Regions from separate parts of the Homo sapiens genome. Here regions 1 and 3 are each linked to region 2. The links are chromatin contacts, found by Hi-C in ENCODE. All regions are on one chromosome and are shown on one strand. The core of a region is the stretch at or near the end of the contact, and the rest is flanking DNA. Distances in the headings are between cores, read along the strand shown. Region 1 holds the start of GOLPH3 (golgi phosphoprotein 3). Region 2 has its middle 160 kb from the start of RAI14-DT. Region 3 holds the start of ZFR (zinc finger RNA binding protein).

Region 1 (3,606 bases), core at 80-2,579, 2.3 Mb after region 2:
GGCGCCTGTAGTCCAGCTACTCAGGAGGCTGAGGCAGGAGAATGGCGTGAACCCGGGAGGCAGAGCTTGCAGTGAGCCGAGATTGTGCCACTGCACCCCAGCCTGGGCAACAGAGCAAGACTCCGTCTCAAAAAAAAAAAAAAAAAAAAAAAAAAGAGGGTGTGAATGGGAGAAATTGGTTGAGGTGAAATCGACCTTCACCAAGACAGGTGGGAAAAAGGGAAGGTCTACTTGGTGTGCCCCCTGGACCCTCTCTTCCCTTCATTTAGCACTGTCACTTTCCAGGGCATGGGATGGTAGGCAGCAGCAGTTCTGGATAATGGATTTGTGGAAGAGAAGAATCCATCTAAAGCACTCTTTAGCCACAGCCCATGATCACTTTTTTTAAAAAATTTTTATTTTTTGCTTTGCTGTTGTTCCACTCTGTCCATACATTGTTTAATACAGGATGGCACACAATACCATTCCTGGTTAAATGTTTCACTTAACAAGCGCCACCCTCTACTCCTCCAACTCCTGTCTCAGGTTTGACAGCTATTTTTTTAACCTAATTTGCGCACGCCAAGAGGATTTCACCTAGTAACTACACGGAGAGACATCCGATGCGTACAAAGACGTGGCATGAAACGCTGCAGGTTTATTGTCTCTATAAAAAGATCGTTAAGGTCGAGCGTGCTAACGTGTGCGGTACTAACTGTACTCACTACGCCCTGGTCACTTTATAGCACAAGTCCGAGGCAAGGAAAGAAGTTTTACAAACAAAACTGGTCAACTGTTCTATCTTCTTACTCCTGGAAAACAATAAAGGTCCACTTTCAAACCATTTGGACGCACTTGCTCCTTCTAAAGGGTTAGGGAGTCCCGGCAGATAGCGTACCCCTCCCCGCCCAGCAGCAGAGAGCAAAGTCCTTCCTGCCGATCCTGCAGACCCCGGAGTCCAAATGGGACCCCGTCCACACGACCGCGGAGTCGCCTCCGAAGACGGCGGTGTCTGGGGCGTGGAGGGCACGGCTGGAGGCTGAGTGGGGTCCACCTTCGCGTGGCCCAGGCTCTTCCATTCACGGGGGGCCCCGCCAGGTTCAGGCTCCAGCCCTGGGTAGTGAAGGGGAAACGGGGAACGGAAGGAGGGAGGGCACGTCACGGGAGCAGGACTGCAGGACCGCGGGTCAGGGGGCGCAGGAACGCCAAAGAAAAGACAAGCACCGAGGGCCGGGAAGGGTGTAGGCTGCAGTGGCAGCGGATCCCCGGCCGCCGCTTCCGGCGCCTCCCGGCCCAGCTCTCCCGCGCCGACTCTGCCACATCCTCCGGTGACGTCAGCCGGGGCCGCCATATTGGAAAGGCGCCGCCGCCGCCTCCGCCTTGGAGCTCGGGGTGTTTCGGGGACTGCGGCCACAGGCAGGAAGGCGCTCCTCTCCTGCCCCGCCGACGCCCGGCCAGCCCGCTTCGCCCTGACCTGTTTCCTCATGACTGCCCCCGGCCCTGCTGCCGACGGACGTCGCCCCGGCGTCCGGATTTAACACGGAAACCCGGATCGGAGGCCGCGCGGGGAGGAGGAGGGCGACCCGGTCGGTCCTGCGACCCTCTCGGCCCGGCTCGGCGCCTCGGCGGGAGCCATGACCTCGCTGACCCAGCGCAGCTCCGGCCTGGTGCAGCGGCGCACCGAGGCCTCCCGCAACGCCGCCGACAAGGAGCGGGCGGCGGGCGGCGGCGCCGGCAGCAGCGAGGACGACGCGCAGAGCCGCCGCGACGAGCAGGACGACGACGACAAGGGCGACTCCAAGGAAACGCGGCTGACCCTGATGGAGGAAGTGCTCCTGCTGGGCCTCAAGGACCGCGAGGTGCGGGCGCGGCGGGCTGGGCGGGGGGCGGCGGCGCGGGGCCCGGGCGCCAGGTGAGCTCCAGGTAGGTGCCAGGTGAGCGCCCGAGGCTTCCGGCCCGCGCACCTGCCCTCGCTCCGAAGTCCGCGCCTGGTGGCGCCCAGCTGACGCCGAGCGGTGTCGGAGTTGGTTGACCCCCTGGCGCGGCTGGTGCTTTCTGGATCCTCCCCGTAGAGATGGCTTGGATTTTTCCTTACCCCTTTCACAGTCGCTCCTTTCATTTCGACACCCTGGCAGTTTGTATTTCTTCGTCGCCTTTTTTCCGCGTTTTTAACCCGTGTAGACCCCAGGGTGCAAATCCAACCCGGAGACTGCCCGGGAAACTAACAGCTGGAGCCACCAGCGCCACGAACTCTTTGGGTTTTTGCAGGCTTTAGGACCTGGGAGGGGTGCCCGGATCTGCTTGCTGGGGATGTTTTTTTTTTCTTCTTCTTCAGTTAAAGCTTACTGTTGGGAATTACGAAAAACGTAGGCGAAGTGGTAATAGAGGGAAAAGCTCTTTTACTGAGTAAAGTTAAGTTAAGTTTCTCATGAAACCTCCTGGTAAATGACTTTCTAGGTGAACTTACATTAGGTGAGAGATTATTTTTAGTATCGCTTTTATATTTTATCAGTTGATGAATCTCAAAGTCTTGCCGTCTTAAGAAAGGGCTTTTTCATCGAGTGCTTGAAATGTAGGTTTGTGAGTTGATCAGAGGCCTCAAAGCTTCAGGTGGGTTGAAGTTGCAATAGATAATTCTTTGTATTCTGACTTTGAAAGCGTTTATTTTCACTTCAGTGTCCAAAATTTTCACACACAGAAAAGTTGAAAAAGTGATAGATACATATGCATATATACTCTTTCTAGATTCTATGACGTTTTGCTGTATTTGTTATATTTGCCTACAAAAATGATTATTTATTTATGTGGAGACGGAGTTTCGCTCTTGTTGCCCAGGCTGGAGTGCAATGCCGCGATCTCGGCTTACCGAAATCTCCGCCTCCCGGGTTCAAGCGATTCTCCTGCCTCAGCCTCCTGAGGCAGGCATGCGCCACCATGCCCGGCTAATTTTGTGTTTTTGTTTTGTTTTGTTTTTGAGACGGAGCCTCAGTTTGTCGCCCAGGCTGGAGTGCAGTGGCGCGATCTCCACTCACTGCAAACTCCGCCTCCCGGGTTCAAGCGATTTTCCTGCCTCAGCCTCCCGAGTAGCCGGGACTACAGACGTGCGCCGCCATGCCCAGCTAATTTTCATACCTTTAGTAGAGACGGGGTTTCACCATGTTGGCCAGGATGGTCTCGATCTCTTGACCTAGTGATCCGCCTGCCTCGGCCTCCCAAAGTGCTGAAATTACAAGCTTGAGCCACCGCGCCCAGGCCTGATTTTAAGAAAGTTTTCCAAATTCAGGAAGGTGGGCAAAAAAAAAAAAAAAGTCTTACAAAACAACGTAATCTTTCTTGGTCACTGAAACTTACTAGATATAGGCGAGTTTTATATGGACCGTTTATGGACCTTTCTTATTTAGAAATCTAATGAACTAACGGTTAGCTTGATAGATACGTCTGGGGCATTTGCCATATCTTGGTTTCCCATTTCTCAGGTTTTAATAACAGTAACCTTGAAAAAAGTTGATGTTCCTCTGGCTGTGAAAGGGCTGCTGTACCTGTTTAATTATTGAGTTGTGATGATAAAGCAGGCTGTATGTGCAGTTCCTTGTTCTTTGGATGAAAAAGTAAACTAGGGGTATAGCG
Region 2 (3,412 bases), core at 198-2,697:
ACAAGATCTTGTGAGCTGCTCTCACCAGTCCTTACCTTCCTACTTTGGGTCCCATTGTCTCCTTTCTTAATCTCCCAGAATGACGTAATTCAAATCCCTGCAAGAGAGACTTTTATTTGGCCAGCACATCTTTTGGAGCAGACAATATCACTGGCTTTCAGCTAGACGGTGCATTGACCCTATTGGCTCTGGTAACCAGAGGAGGATGGGTTCACTGACCCAAATCATGCCTGTCCAGAAGGGGCTCTGTGCAACACAGTTTCCGGGATTGGTGAGTGTAATGCCCGGAAAGTTTGAACATGCATAGAAATCCCTAAGGCAAACAAGAATTTATTTGTAATATAGTAGATAGAGCGCTGGATGTGGAGTCAGGTGTACCTGGTCTTAAATCCGCTCTGTGATGTTTTTGCAAGTCTGATATTTCCTCATCCTTAGTTTGCTTGTAGCGAAATAGGTGTTTTGGCTGGACGTGGTGGCTCATGCCTGTAATCCCAGCACTTTGGGAGGCTGGGGCGGGTGGATCACCTGAAGTCAGGAGTTCGAGACCAGCCTGACCAACATGGTGAAACCCCGTCTCTACTAAAAATGTGAAAATTAGCCGGGCGTGGTGGTGCACTCCTGTAATCTCAGCTACTCAGGAGGCTGCGGCAGGAGAATCACCTGAACCTGGGAGGTGGAGGTTGCCGTGAGCCAAGATCGTGCCATTGCACTCCAGCCTGGGAAACAAGAGTGAAACTCTGTCTTGGAAAAATAAAAAATAAATAAATAAATAAAAACAGATGCTTCATTTAGGTAGAGAATGCAAGCCCTAAAACTTAAAAATGCTGAAACGAAGTCATAGCAAGAAGTCTAGCTGTGGGTGGCTGCCGGCATTGGTTCAGGGTCAGCTTCTCAGAGCATCTCTTGGCCTTTCTCCTATACTTGTCCCACCACAGTTGCATGATGGCTTTTACAGCTGTAGACATCCTGTCCTTCTCCAGATAGGAAGAAAGGGGAGGTGGTGATGAGCCCATGGACCCAAGTTTATGCCTATTAGGAAAAGCGAAGGGCTCCCCAGACTCCCAGCAGATTTGCACTGATGTCTCTTCTGCCAAGGCAGTGTACAAGGCCACCCCTGGCTACAGGGCAGGCTAGGACAGGGGTATTTGTGTGGGGCTAGACATAGGTTTCCCAGAACAAAACTGAGATTATACCAGCAGAAACACAGGAGAGGGGACAGGCATTAGGAAGGTGGGTGGGATATCGCAAAGGGGTTAAATCTATCTGATCTGTTTCCTTCCAGGGTGGTTGTGAGGATTAGACATTTGTGAAATGTGCTATGGGGTTGTATTAGTCCATTCTCACACTGCTATAAAAAGCTGCCTGAGACTGAGTCATTTATAAACAAAAGAGGGTTAATTGACTCATAGCTCTGCATGGCTGGGGAGGTTTCAGAAAACTTACAATCATGGTGGAAGGCAAAGGGGAAGCAAGTACTTTCTTCACAAGGCAGCAGGAGAGACAGGAAGTACCACACTTTAAAACCACCAGCTCTGGTGAGAACTCACTCACTATCACGAGACCAGCATGGGGAAAATCACCCCCATGATCCAATCACTTCCCACCAGGTCCCTCCGTCAACATATGGGGATTACAATTTGAGATGAGATTTCGGTGGGGAAGCAGAGCCACATCATATCAGGGGCCCTTCTCAAAATGAAAACATGAAGCTCCCCTACTTGATCATTCTATTTCCTATGGCTGTTTTCCTAAAGATCGGCCCTTTTTTCCACTTTACTTTGAGAACCACCAAACAAAATTGAGTCTGGCCTGACACTGCGTACCCTTTTCCCTTGCAACCTCATCTCTTCATGTGCCCTTTGCCCTCTGATGACTCTAACCTCTTTCGAAGGTCCTTGAATTCACTAAGATTTGTTTACTCAAGGGCCTTTACTTTTGCAATTTTCCCTGCTTGGAGCAATCTTCCTCCTTTCTGTTCCTTCTGCAGAGAAGTCTACCCTGACTCTCAACCAATGTGAAAAATCCCCTTGCTCTTTCCTGGCTTTCTTTCAGAGTGCCGAGCACAGTCTTCATTTCTGGATAGTCTATTGATTAGCATTTATCTGCTTGAAAGGCAGCCTAACTGTAGCATTTGAGGGCCTGAGTGCTGGAGCTAGACTACCTGGATTTAAGCGCTTCCCAGCTGTGTGATCCCGGGAAAGTTATTTTAATGTCTGGTGCCTCAGTTTCCTCATCTGTAAAAATAGAGATATTAATATCACCTACTTCATAGGGTTGTGGAGGGGATTAACTGTTTATATTTGTAAAGTGCTTAGAGCAGTGCTCTGTGCATAGCAGAGATTATGCGAGTATTACATAAATAAAAGAAATAATACCTGTTTCCTCCACGATACTGTGTGATCTATAAAGAGGAGAACTGTATCTGTTCTTTCACTGTAGTGGTTAGCACAGTGCCAGGCCATGTTATTGTTGTTGTTGCTGTTGTTTTACATCCAGCGAGTATTAAATATTTGCCAAATAAATGAATAAAGAAATAAATAACTGAGTGATGTTCTAAATTGGAGTGGGAGTAGAACAACGTTGCAACATCTCAGGGTTTCAGAAAATATTATTTAAGAAGTAGAAGGCTGGGTGCAGTGGCTCATGCCTGTAATCGCAGCACTTTGAGAGGCCGAGGTGGGTGGATCACCTGAGGTCAGGAGTTCGAAATCAGCCTGGCCAACATGGCAAAACTCTGTCTCTACTAAAAATTCAAAAATTAGCTGGACATTGTGGCACATGCCTGTAATCCCAGCTACTCAGGAGGCTGAGGCAGGAGAATCACTTGAACCCGGGAGACAGAGGTTGCAGTGAGCTGAGATCGCGCCATTGCACTCCAGCCTGGGCAACAAGAGCAAAACTCTGTTTCAAAAAAAAAAAAAAAAAGAAGTAGAAGTTTCTAGCTCCATTGGGAGTTGAATTCCTGCCTGTGGGGTTTGTTGGAACTGAATCTTCCATGACAAAGTGTGGGACTGGTGTGGACCATCAGTAGAATCATTGCTTCCCCGCTTCTCCTTGCTTCCCCGCTTACAGTAATTGCCTCCTCTTGGAGAACTGCTAGGTCTCAGACCACCTAGGAAGTGGAATTGAGACCCTGTGAGACCGATGCACAGGCTCCCACCCATGTGGAAAGCTGCAGCCCTGATTAGGTGTTTGGCTGGCTGACCCCACCACCCTTGGGACCGCGGTTTCCCTGAGTAGCTTGAGCTCTGGCCCTGGTCACGACTCAGGGTTGTTCTGACCCTCTCAGAAGAGAATTTTCCAAAACCCCAAACAACGACAGCTTTATGGGCCAGCTGCACTCTGTTCCCTTTGAGAGGCAACCAGAGCTCTTAAATCACATGAAAAACACATCCAAGTTGTGCTGTGGGGA
Region 3 (3,622 bases), core at 209-2,708, 2.1 Mb after region 2:
CGATTCTCCTGCCTCAGCCTTCTGAGTGGCTGGGACTACAGGCGCCCGCCACCACGCCCGGCTTTTTTTTTTTTTCTTTTTTTTTGAGACGGGGTTTCACCATGTTGGCCACTGACCTCACCTCGTGATCCACCCGCCTCGGCCGCCCAAAGTGTTGGGATTACAGGCGTGAGCCACCGCGCCCGGCCAGCATTTCCTTTTAATGTTCATATCCAACAATGAGGAGAGATGAGGAGCAGGGAGTCTGGGGGATGGGCATGGAGAAGGTAAGGAAGAGGTGAAATGCAGGCAGTACATATGTACTTGATGGAAGACACGAAACATAAGGCCAGAGAAACTAGACGATCAGAAGAGGGACTGGAAGAGGAAAGAGAATGGTTGAAAACGAACTGAGAAACTAAAGGGAAGAAAGCGAGGAAACAGAGGGAAAGAGGAAATGCTTACATGGGGGCAAGTACTGTTCTGTCCTTACCACTAAAGATCTGGCACGTGATCTGGTCTCCCTCTCACTTGACTCCAGCCAGACTGATCTTCTTGCTCTTGAACATTCATTCCTTCATCTGGACCCTTCCACTTGCTGCTCTTCCTGCAGGCATCTCCCAGGCCTGTCCTTCCTTCCTTCAAGTGGTCTCCCTAACCACACTCTACATGAAATAGCACCTCCCTTACCCTTATTTTCCTTACTCTGCTTTATTTATGCTTGAAGCTCCAGTCACCATCAGACAGAATTTCTGTGTTTTGGCTACCGGCTGTTGGCTGACATATACCCGCTCCTAGAACGTAAACTCCACGGGAACAGGGACTTTGTTTTGTTCTCTGCCGTATCTCCAGCACCTACAACACTGCCTGACACCCTGCTGGGTGACCGATATACGCCGGATGGCTCAGGGAGTGGGTGCAGGTCGAGGAAAGGGTATAGCAAGAGGTATGTCCGGGAGGGATGTTTAGGGTGTGCTTTTAGTCCAACAGAAAAGCACTCTCCATCCTTTTTCTATTTCTCTCCTCTCCTTCTCCCTCCCTCCGCACTTCAGAGGTTGGGGAAAAGCTGCGGGAAAGCAGGAAATAAGGAAAAATCCTAAATTGCCCAGCTCGAATTCCAATGAAAAATTAATGAGCGAGGAAGACAGGGAGGCAGGGAATAAGTGCACATGCAAAAGTTAAGGAAGCCAGTGGAAAGCAAAGAAAAAGGCGAACAGACGTCACTCTCTCTGGTCACGCTCCCCGACTCCCCAGAGGACAGGCGAGGCGCTTCTGGCACACGCCCCCGTCGCCCCGCGGCCGCGCGGCGTCACCACCACTTCGGAGAAGGCCAGGCCCCTCTTCCCCCGCGGGCTTCCCCGCGCCCGCACCGCCGAGGCCCCGGCACGCGCCCGGGGGAGCCGCGAAGACGGCGGGGACTACAGCTCCCAGGATGCCGAGCACAGGCGCGCCTGCGCAGTGCGGTCGGAGGCGGCGGTCTGTTCTCCGCTGAGGAGGAGCGGGGCAGAGGAGGGAGGCAGCGGGTGAGAGTTCAGAGTTCAGCAGCAGCAGCCCGAGCCCATGATTCCCATATGCCCTGTAGTTTCTTTCACCTATGGTGAGTCTAATGTGGCCCGCGAGGCCTCTGCCCGGCCCCCTCCCTGGCCCCGGGCAGCGGGGAGCCGCGGGGGTTGGGGCAGGCTCCGGGGAGGAGGCGGCGGCCGCCACCCGGGCGTGCGAGTGAGTGAGGGAGTGCGAGGCGGGAGGGGGAGGCGGCGCGGCCGCGGCCTGGGCCCCGCCAGGGCTGCTCTCACGGCGCCTCTCTCTTTCTCTCCCTGCCCTCCCTCGGCGTCTCGGCTCCTCTGTGTCTCTTGTCCCGCCATGGGACCCGACTCTTCGTGCCCGCCGCAGTGCCCAGCCGGCTGGGGGAAGATGCCAAAATGGCGACCGGCAACTACTTTGGATTCACCCACAGCGGGGCGGCGGCGGCGGCGGCTGCGGCCCAATATAGGTAACGGCATCCTGCCTTCTCTCTGTTCGCCCCTTGCTCTCCCCTCGGTCCGGATCCTGTCGATGCGACGCCCCCGCGCCCGTCCCCAGCCATCCCAGAGCCCCGGCCCGCTGCAGGCCTGGCCCGGCCCAGCCCGGCGGCCTCTCCCGCCCCGCCCCGCCCCGCCCCGCCTTGCCCGGCCCGGCCCGGCCCGCGGCGGGGAGCGGCCCCCAGTAGGGGGGAGGTAGAGACGGCGGAGGTGTAGGGACGTGGAGGCCTCAGGGCCCTTCAGCGGCCCCTTAACTAAAATGGCCTCCTGCGGCCGCCGAGCGGAGCCGCCACCGCCGCCCGGCAGGCCCCCCAGTCCCCGCCTCCGCGCGTCCAGCCCCCACCTCCCATCTTCTTCCCACTTGGGGGATGGAGAGGGTGGCTGAAGGGACCTCACGGGGAGTGCCGTGTCGCAGGTCCACTGGCTTCTCGTGCGACGCCTCTCTGCGTCGTCGCCTGGTGCTTCAACCCCCGGAGCCCAGATAACGTGTCGTTGTCTCGGGTACCTTTTCCTCCGCCGTGGGGCTTCTTCCCCAGACGCTCCATCGCTAGCGAGTCCTGCTGACAAACTGCGGGTGTCACTGTGTTCATCGGGTTCCTTTAGTTTTTCCTGCAAGGAGAGAGATTCACATACCAACCACCTGTAAATTGTGTAGTTCTTAGACTGGAAAAGATGTGCGAAGTTTCTAGTGCTGATAAATGAGTGCCCAGCCTTGTTTGAGCTATGGAGTTTAGGCCCCAGGTGGGCCTGTCATTCTCCTTGCGGGGGTCTTTCCCCTGCGGGGAATGGTGGGGAGGGAAGAAGATGCAAGTGAGATTGTACTGAGTCATTGTAATGCACCGGATGAAATCCCTGCTTTAAGGGAAGCTCTCATTTCTGAAGTCTGTAGTTCATTATACATCTTACCAAAGACAAACACAACAGTGGATTGTTAAATTGTTACTTTTGAGTCAATCTGAGACTTTTGATTCAGGCCATAAGCGCACACGGCTCCTGCGTGATATGCTTTTTATGTATGTTAGATGTTGGTTAAACCCAGGCAGTTTTTTTCATTTGATTTACTTCAGGAGGCACGGTGTTTAATGGAAAGGGCATCATTGGGAGCCAGAAGACCCGAGTTCAGTCTCTTTTGCTCTTGATTTTTTTTTTTTGAATAAATAATTTTTCTTAGAGAGAAAGGACCTATGTTGCCCAGGCTGATCTCGAACTCCTGGGCAGAGTCCTGCCTCGGCCTCCCAGAGTGCTAGGATTACCGGCATGAGCCACCACACCTGGCCTCTTTTGCTCTTGATTTTATGACGTTGGGAACATCATATAGTTGGGTTTTCATGTTCATCATCTGTAAAATGAGATGCTGGGCAAACTATCTTTTTGGGCTGAAACTTGTGGTTTTGAGAAACCAAGTTACTGTTTTCCATGGCATCCTAAGATGCCATTTGTTGTAAAAGGTACCATTATTGTATGTAGCACTAAAAAAAAATGCTGCCAGTTAAGACACTGCTTAAGACTCCATTAAGAGATGTCAAAATGTATAAATGTGCATCATATTGGTGAAACTAGATTTTACTAATTGTTGAATGCCATGTGGCATTTTACAAGTGTTTTTTCATGAGGCCTGCATTCCA

The links. A loop is a pair of places that touch in the nucleus more often than their neighbours do. Pooled maps may share reads with other maps.
Region 1: a pooled map shows a loop between it and region 2 (5-fold over the local background). The contact joins the promoter of GOLPH3 here to the enhancer-like site in region 2. A Hi-C loop is called at or near these places in 3 of 50 pooled maps.
Region 3: a loop to region 2 is called in a pooled map, with 5 times the contacts of the local background. The contact joins the promoter of ZFR here to the enhancer-like site in region 2. A Hi-C loop is called at or near these places in 2 of 50 pooled maps.

What each region holds. Positions count from the first base shown.
Region 1 is chr5:32,172,042-32,175,647 of GRCh38, reverse strand. It overlaps GOLPH3 (golgi phosphoprotein 3), which reads left to right and starts at 1,329. Exons shown (of 4, transcript NM_022130.4): 1 at 1,329-1,838. The coding sequence starts at 1,614. RefSeq lists a silencer at 1,436-2,045.
Region 2 is chr5:34,497,271-34,500,682 of GRCh38, reverse strand. No RefSeq gene overlaps it. Among named protein-coding and RNA genes, the nearest start is that of RAI14-DT, 160 kb to the left of the region's middle. RefSeq lists enhancers at 855-924, 1,375-1,524. Within about 2 kb of position 1,447, at least 9 of the 41 ENCODE cell types and tissues checked have a DNase peak (open chromatin) inside an H3K27ac peak, as active enhancers do.
Region 3 is chr5:32,442,576-32,446,197 of GRCh38, reverse strand. It overlaps ZFR (zinc finger RNA binding protein), which reads left to right and starts at 1,458. Exons shown (of 20, transcript NM_016107.5): 1 at 1,458-1,576; 2 at 1,870-1,969. The coding sequence starts at 1,540. RefSeq lists silencers at 1,156-1,845, 2,076-2,415 and an enhancer at 1,807-2,364.